2 separate regions of the Homo sapiens genome follow, and region 1 is linked to region 2. Evidence: chromatin contacts called from ENCODE Hi-C or POLR2A ChIA-PET data. All regions are on one chromosome and are shown on one strand. The core of a region is the stretch at or near the end of the contact, and the rest is flanking DNA. Distances in the headings are between cores, read along the strand shown.

Region 1 (3,733 bases), core at 731-3,230, 380 kb after region 2:
AAAAAAACAAACCTTGATTTGAAGCATTTGCTGATTTCCATGGCATTGTACCCCAACTGTAGCTAATTTCTAGCTATCAATGTGAAAATGGAGTTATACAGTATTTCCACCGTACAGATACAAACATGAAGAAATGTGTTGATGTCTTTGTGTCTCATCTAGAGAACCTGCAGTACTTTATGTGTGATGGGATTGCAATAAATTCTTTTCACAGACCACAGTTCTCACTGGGCATCACTATGTGTCTTAGAAATAGTATGAGTTTGGAATCACCTTGGGAAAACAGTATATTGGACCTGGAAGAAGCCTACAATATTTACTTAATGCTGTGTGACAAATTTCTTCAAATATGTATTATCTCACAGTTTCTGTGACTCAGGAATCCAGGCCTGGCTTAGTGGGGTCCTCTGGCTCAGGGTCTCCCACAGCCTGCACTTGATGTGGAGCCTGGGGCTGTAGTCTCATCTGAAGACTCAACCAAAGAGGATCGTCTCCTTAGTGCACTCAAGTGTTTGTTGGAGGGGCCATTTCCACGTGGGCTATTGGACTGAAGGGCTCAGTCTCTAACTGGCTGTTGCCTGGAGGTTTTTCTTAGTTTCTCACTGCATGGATCTCTCCACAGGAAGGCCTACAACATGGAAGCTGGCTTCCTTCAGAGCAAACAAATGATAGAGCAAGAGAATATACACAAGATAAAATGCAGAGAATTTTTATAGCCTAGTTTTGGATGTGACATCTCTTTACATCTACTGTATTCCATTCATCTGAAGTAAGCCACTAGGTTCAGCCCACCCTCAAGAAGAAGCAGTATACAAGGGTACAAATGGTAGGAGGCCAGGATCATTGGGAACTATTTTTAAAGCTACCTAAAATAGAACCTAAGTGACAACAATAATAACTACAAATACTTACTGAGCACTTATTATGCTCCAGAAACTGTTGTAACTGCTTTCCGTATGAAGTCTTATTTCATTATTACAATTCAGGAGATTGGTTCTGTAAACCCCATTTTACAGTGAAGAAAACTGAGACTTTGACAGTTTGTGTAACTACCTGCAAACTATTCATCTAGGAACTTGAGAGAGCTGTGAGGCTGGCAGCTGGCCTCCTCTGGAGCCCACACTCTCATGACCTGGGCTACCTCTTCTGAGAGGTCACTTAGTGACTTTGGTATTCTTCCCTTTTTGCACATTACAAGTCAGAGCCAGAAAGCTTAAGTAACTGTCTTAGGTCACACAGCAAGCTACGAGCAGAGGCAGAACTCAGATCTTAATGTCTCCTGAGTGCCTTGGTTTTTGAAGAAAGGCTAAAGAAGTAGGCAATAAATCCAGAAAGTAGTATTAAACTTTCTCTCTCCTTGGCCTTTCAGCTCTCTAGAAGTGTACAGGAGACTGACACTTGGCCCAACTCTGAGTGTTATCTGAAAGTCAAGCTTCCCTCCACCCCAAGTTCTGACATGAAGATGATGGCCCTCAGTGGTACCTATGATTAATCCATGTCATTTTTCTGAAATACTTAAGCTTGGTTTCACAGGGGGAAAAAAAAACCCAGGCCCGTCTCAGACATCAGAGTAATGGGCTGGTTTTAAGTTCTCCTGGGGGCTTAATAAAAGGTGGTAGTTTGGGTAACGTTTCTGTGATAGGCCCTTCTGTTAATACTTATCTAGCTAATGCATCTTCCAAATGGCCTGGTGCAGCTTTCAGGACATTAAGGAGATTTCATAATGTTGTTCTACGTATGGTATTTTTGCACTGGATTTTTTTCTTCCTTTCCAGTTGTATAAATTATTTTATGAAAAAGGTGGCAATGCTAAGGGAATAGGGGTGGGAGGAAATGTTAAGATTTTACAGGACCCAGCCTGAAGCATTTTTGGAGCCCAGAGGGAGCCAGGCTCCACATTCTTGAACACAGGAGGAACAGGAGGAATGGAAGCTTAGTGGAGCGGCGGGGCCTGTGGCTGACAAACACCAGCTGCACTGAGTACATATCACATCATGGCCTGGCAGACGTCTTCTCCTTCAAAATGACACAGGCTATTAGCAGACTCACCGCAAAAGGATATGCCAGGAGTGGATGCATGGAATTCCTGCTGATATACTGGAATCCCAAGACTAAAGCAGGCTTCCCTGCCCTTATCAGACCAGCCAAGATAACTGGAGCAAGGGTGGAATCTGCACACAAGAAAGAAATTCCACCTTACAAATACCAGGCCCCAGATCCAGGCCCCGTGTTTGATGAATTTATTGATTCCACATAGCTGAAGGCCTGTTCTGTGCCAAGTATACTGCTTGGAGTTGTAGACACAGGATGATAAAATATAGTCCGTGCTGTAAGGGTACTCCTGGACCAATGGGAAATGCAAATGACATCTAAACCAACCACAAACATGCAGTGTGATGAGTGCATAGATAGATTGAAGCCAGGAGTGGGACGGAGGCATGGAGGACAGGCACAGAGTCAATTCATGGGGTGGAGACGACTTTTGAAGGATCACGCTTGAGCTGCGTCTCTCAGGAGAGGGAGGAGAGGCCAGACAAAGAAAGATAGTCACACGATGTCACAGAGCATAGTTCTTTTTGGACCTTCTCTGAGAGATGCTTTGGATCTTCTCTGAGAGATATATTGTGGACCAGAATTGTAGGACCACAGGGTCCTTTATTTCACTAACTATTTCTGTATGATTCTCATGAACAACTGCAACAAAATTCCTACAGCTGTGTGCAAGGGTACCTATTTTCTTCATATTCTCACCCAGAGTTAATGTTTTCCAGTTTTCTAATGTTTGCCAATCAGATGGGGTATAAAGTGGTTCCACATCCCAATTTGCATGTCTGTGCTTTCTTGATAGTTTGCCTTAGCCACTTGGATTTCTCCTATGAATTGCTTATTTATATTCTTTGCATGTTTCTCTATTTCTTTTTCTTCTTGTTGATTTTCAGGAATTACTTGAGCAACCTACTTATTAATCATTTGCTGGTTTTAGGCCTTGTCAAAGTCTTCTCCAAATTGTCATGCACCTGTTAAGGTTTTGAATGGTGCACTTTGATGAACATAATTCTGCCTTTAAATTCTGATGTAAATCCACTTGTTTTTCCCCTATGGCTTGTGTTTTTGGAGTCTTATTTTAAAAAAATTCAGGACTCCAAAGTTAAAAAAAACCCTACATATTTTTTCTATTAGTTTTAGTCTTAATTTTGACAACTAGATCTTTAAACCACTTGGCATTTATTTTTATAGAAGGAATGAGATAAGGACTCAACTTTATTTTTCTCTGCATAGGAAGTTACTAAGCTACTATTCCTAACATACTTTACTAGCTAATTTATTCTTTCTCCAATGATTTGTGATGCTAGCTCTACCATATACCTGTTGGGAGCCAATTCTTCATGTGTATCTTGCATTTCTGCATACCTTATAAGCAGAGACTGTGACAGACTGTTTGCAACTATCTTTTCAAGGATGTTTGTATAGCAAACACCCTTGGAAATAGAGATACTGTCTCCATGCAGAACAAAGGGCAGGTTTGTTTACTACCAAGTATAATAAAATAACTTCTCCCTCTGGGGCAAAGTTCAGGCAAGCTTACCGCCCATTACAAAAGGTTTGGGTTTAAGCTTAGTGTTTCTCTCCTGACAATTAACCCACTATGTGTGGAGGCATCACCCAGACCTCTTCATGTCATCCTGTGGGAACTGGGATGCGAGGAACCAACACAAATGCTGATGTTCTGACT
Region 2 (3,344 bases), core at 13-2,512:
ATGACATTAACAGTGGGCCCAGCTGCTTGTGACTGGCCTGCTCCCCGCACCCTCCCCATCACCTCACACTGGCACATGGACCACAGTGGGCCTCTAGGGAGCCCTACCCCTTTTCCCAAGATGGGAGGCCGGAGCAGGGACTGAGTCCTGGTGTGGCCTCATGTTGCTGTGCCCTTGTCCTCGCCCCTTCCTTTCCTCTGCACCTCGGTTTCTGCTTCTCCAACCTATGTTCTTCGGTGCTGCCCTTGGTGTGGGGATGGGATAGTGCGGAAGAGAGAGCAGGACTGGGGCTTGATCGCCTGGACCCAAACCCTGCTCTACCCTGACCAGCTCTGCAGCTGGCCTGGGGCGAGGCACTCACCTCTCTGAGCTTGGAGCTTCTCCCTGAAAGATGGGTGAGAATCCATTCTCCACCCTAGTCTGTGATGAGGGCTGGGTAACGCTGTGCCGGTTACCCAGTACCTGTCCAGCACCTGCCCTGTGCATGTTCTGGAAGTATGGCCAGTACTTTCATTACCTCTTCAGCGTCATTGCCCCCATCCTGGCATCCTAGCACCTGGCCCTCATTTGGATAATGCTTTATCCAAAGATAAAGCATTCTGTGCGATGGAACATTCCATCTCCAAGCCTTTGCTGTCACTTGTGCCTGAAATGCCCTCTCGCTGTCGCTCTGAATCGGAGACCCCCTGTTTGCCCCCTGACCTGGCCTGTGTCTCAGAATCCCTCTGGATTCACGCTCTTTCCTCTGGGTGCCCTACAGCCCAGGCCCTTCCTCTGCAGGGTCCCATCTGCAGGCTGCCCCACCATCCGGGCCCTCCACTTCTCTCTGTTCCTGGCACAGCTGTGACTGTCTCTCCCTGCCTCAGTACCCCGGAGGGTGTAGAGTGTCTGGATCAGGCTCTTTACCTCCCCAGCCTCACAGCCAAGGCTAAGAGAGGAGAAATGCCTGGGTTCAATTCCCAGCTCTGCCACTCCCCAGCTCTGTGACCTGGGGCAAGTATCTTCCCCTCTCTGAGCCTCAGTGTCCTCCTCTGTGCAGTGGGGATGTTGTCAGCCTTTGCTTGGCCGGGTTGTAGTGGAGATCATGTGAATCCACATCTGAGATTGCTTAGGATGGGTGCCCAGCTTCCCCTAAGGCCTGTGTGAGTGTTTGCTGTCATTATTGTTATTATTGTTGCTGTGGTCACCAACTCTCCCAAGGCTACAGAGCAGATAAGGAAGTGGGGTATCCTGGGTAGAGCGGCTGGGCCCAATGCCAAAGTCCAGCCAGTCTGCCCACCCATCTCCCTCCCACCTCTGAGGCCTCAGAGCTGCCAGCTCTTGAGGAGGGAGCTATGTATGTGCTGGGATTTCTGGAGGGGGAAGGAGAGCCCAGTGGGAGGAGGTAGAGCCCTTCTCCCCACCAGGGGTGGTTCTGGGAGGGGCAGGTGAGTGGCAGGGGATGTTGGAACAACAGAGCTCCTGTTTACCGTGAGGGACCTTAATATTGTGACTGCTGCTTCTGCTCTGCCTCCCTGCTGTCTCACTTGGCAAATATGCTCCCTGGGGACCACGCAGGACTGGCTGCTCCCCCAGCTCCTTCTCTCCTGGGAACAGCCAGGGGAGGGGGAGCCGTGCCTCCACTTCCTCCAGAGGCCTTTCTCTCCCTTCTGCGTGGTAATGCCTGGCTGGGGAGGCACAACTTGAATCACAGTGGCGGGGAGACTTCTGGCCCCACGCCCTGCTTGCTGTGTGACCGTGGGTGCAGCACCTCATCTCTCTGAGCCTCAGTTTCCCTACTTGGGAAGTAAAGGGCTTAGTCTACAGCTCCAAAAAGTTATGAAAATTATTCTTTTTCTCTTCACCAGGAGAAGAAAAAGGAGACTTTCATTCAAAGTTGTGGTGGTTGTGGTGGTGGTGGTAGTGTGTGTGTGTGTGTGTGTGTGTGTGTGTGTGTGTGTACCTAAAATGCAACCCTTCCTCCTTCCCCTAGGAAAGGCTAGCTTCAGGTAGGCCTGCTTCCCCCACTCCACCTTCCTCCAGGAAGCCGTCCCTGACCATCCCTCTCTCCAGCTGGGTTAGAGTCCTCTGGGCACCCGTAACACTGGCTTTCCTCTCTTAAGGCACCTGTGTCTCACCTACTCTAGTACCAGGCCTGGTCTGAGGGGCCTCACCCCAACCACAGCATAGAGCCTGGCAGAGCAGCCTCACTGCCTATGGAACTACTCTAAGATGAGACAATGGGAGTGATTTCTGGACTTTCAGACCAGGGCAATTTCCTGGGTGTCAGGATGTGGGTGGGCGTGGGAGTGGGAGTGGAAGGCCCTGCTCTCAGGATCTGTGGAGCCTCTCCCTATAGAATCTTGAACGACAGAGCTGGGCAGGTGGTCCCTAGGACACACAGTGAGATGTTAACTCTCATTTCCCAGGCCTGATTCTGTATGTGGGCCTAGTTTGAGGCCTCTGTACCTCCAAGTGAGCCTTGCCCCAGAGAGCACGGCCCCAGAGAGCACGGCCAGGCCCAGCTACGGCAGCTGGCATGGCCCTGTCTGATCCTCCCTTTCATTCTGGGCCTCTCTGAACATCCGGCCCTGTGCCCTCCATCCTTGGTGTTCAAAGCTTCACAGAAGCAGCTCAGCAGGAAATGAGAGTGCTCTGACCCCTCTAGTCCCTTAAACTCTTTTAAAGGAAGAAATACCCTGATGGGAGTGTCTTCTGGCAGATTTACATTTTTTAAAAAATGCCAGTCACTGCTCTACAAAATGGGAAGCCCAGGCTCTAGAGTGAAGATCAAGGTGCAGAGAGCTGGGTGGCCGACTTTTCTCATCATTCTGCTCTGGGCCAAGGGCTGCTTCTCACCCTGCTTCCCCAGAGAGTAGCCACAGGGCCAGGCTCCCTCCATCTCCTCTCCCTGCCCAGCTCTAGCTTGGCCCATGGCTCTCTGAACCTCCCACTGCACTCCTGCTTCTGTTTTTTTGGGTGCCTGACCTCCACCAAGCATCTCCTTCCCCTCCTAGCTCCTGACCCGAGGCCTTGGAGGAACCCTCCCTAGGTTCCAACTGGGAGGGCATCCCTCCACTACATGTCCTTTGAGACTGGTTCTAGAGCCCAGCATCAGGAAACTATACAGGTTTGGAGCCCAAGAGATCTGAATTTAAAGTTTAGCTCTATAGCCATCAGCTTTGGAATTTGGGCAACTCACAAACTCTCCCTGAGCCTCAGGTTTCCCATCCAGAAAGTGGGTATAAAAGCACCCATCTGAGAGAGTGACTGCAAGACGGTGAATGAATGTGTGTGATGTGCCTAGCAGCCAGCCTGAGAACAGTTCTGTTCCAAGTGGGGCCCAGGACTGGTGCCATCCGCAG

Evidence for each region. A loop is a pair of places that touch in the nucleus more often than their neighbours do. ChIA-PET counts read pairs that join two places held with the same protein, here RNA polymerase II (POLR2A). Pooled maps may share reads with other maps.
Region 1: a loop to region 2 is called in a pooled map, with 2.7 times the contacts of the local background. The contact joins two enhancer-like sites. A Hi-C loop is called at or near these places in 2 of 168 maps with a recorded cell type or tissue (Right ventricle myocardium inferior and cardiac septum) and 2 of 50 pooled maps. POLR2A ChIA-PET finds 5 or more read pairs at or near these places in 1 of 52 experiments (OCI-LY7).

What each region holds. Positions count from the first base shown.
Region 1 is chr10:78,586,314-78,590,046 of GRCh38, forward strand. No RefSeq gene overlaps it. Among named protein-coding and RNA genes, the nearest start is that of LINC00595, 320 kb to the left of the region's middle. Within about 2 kb of position 1,981, at least 5 of the 41 ENCODE cell types and tissues checked have a DNase peak (open chromatin) inside an H3K27ac peak, as active enhancers do.
Region 2 is chr10:78,203,094-78,206,437 of GRCh38, forward strand. No RefSeq gene overlaps it. Among named protein-coding and RNA genes, the nearest start is that of LINC00856, 44 kb to the right of the region's middle. RefSeq lists an enhancer at 169-668. Within about 2 kb of position 1,263, at least 3 of the 41 ENCODE cell types and tissues checked have a DNase peak (open chromatin) inside an H3K27ac peak, as active enhancers do.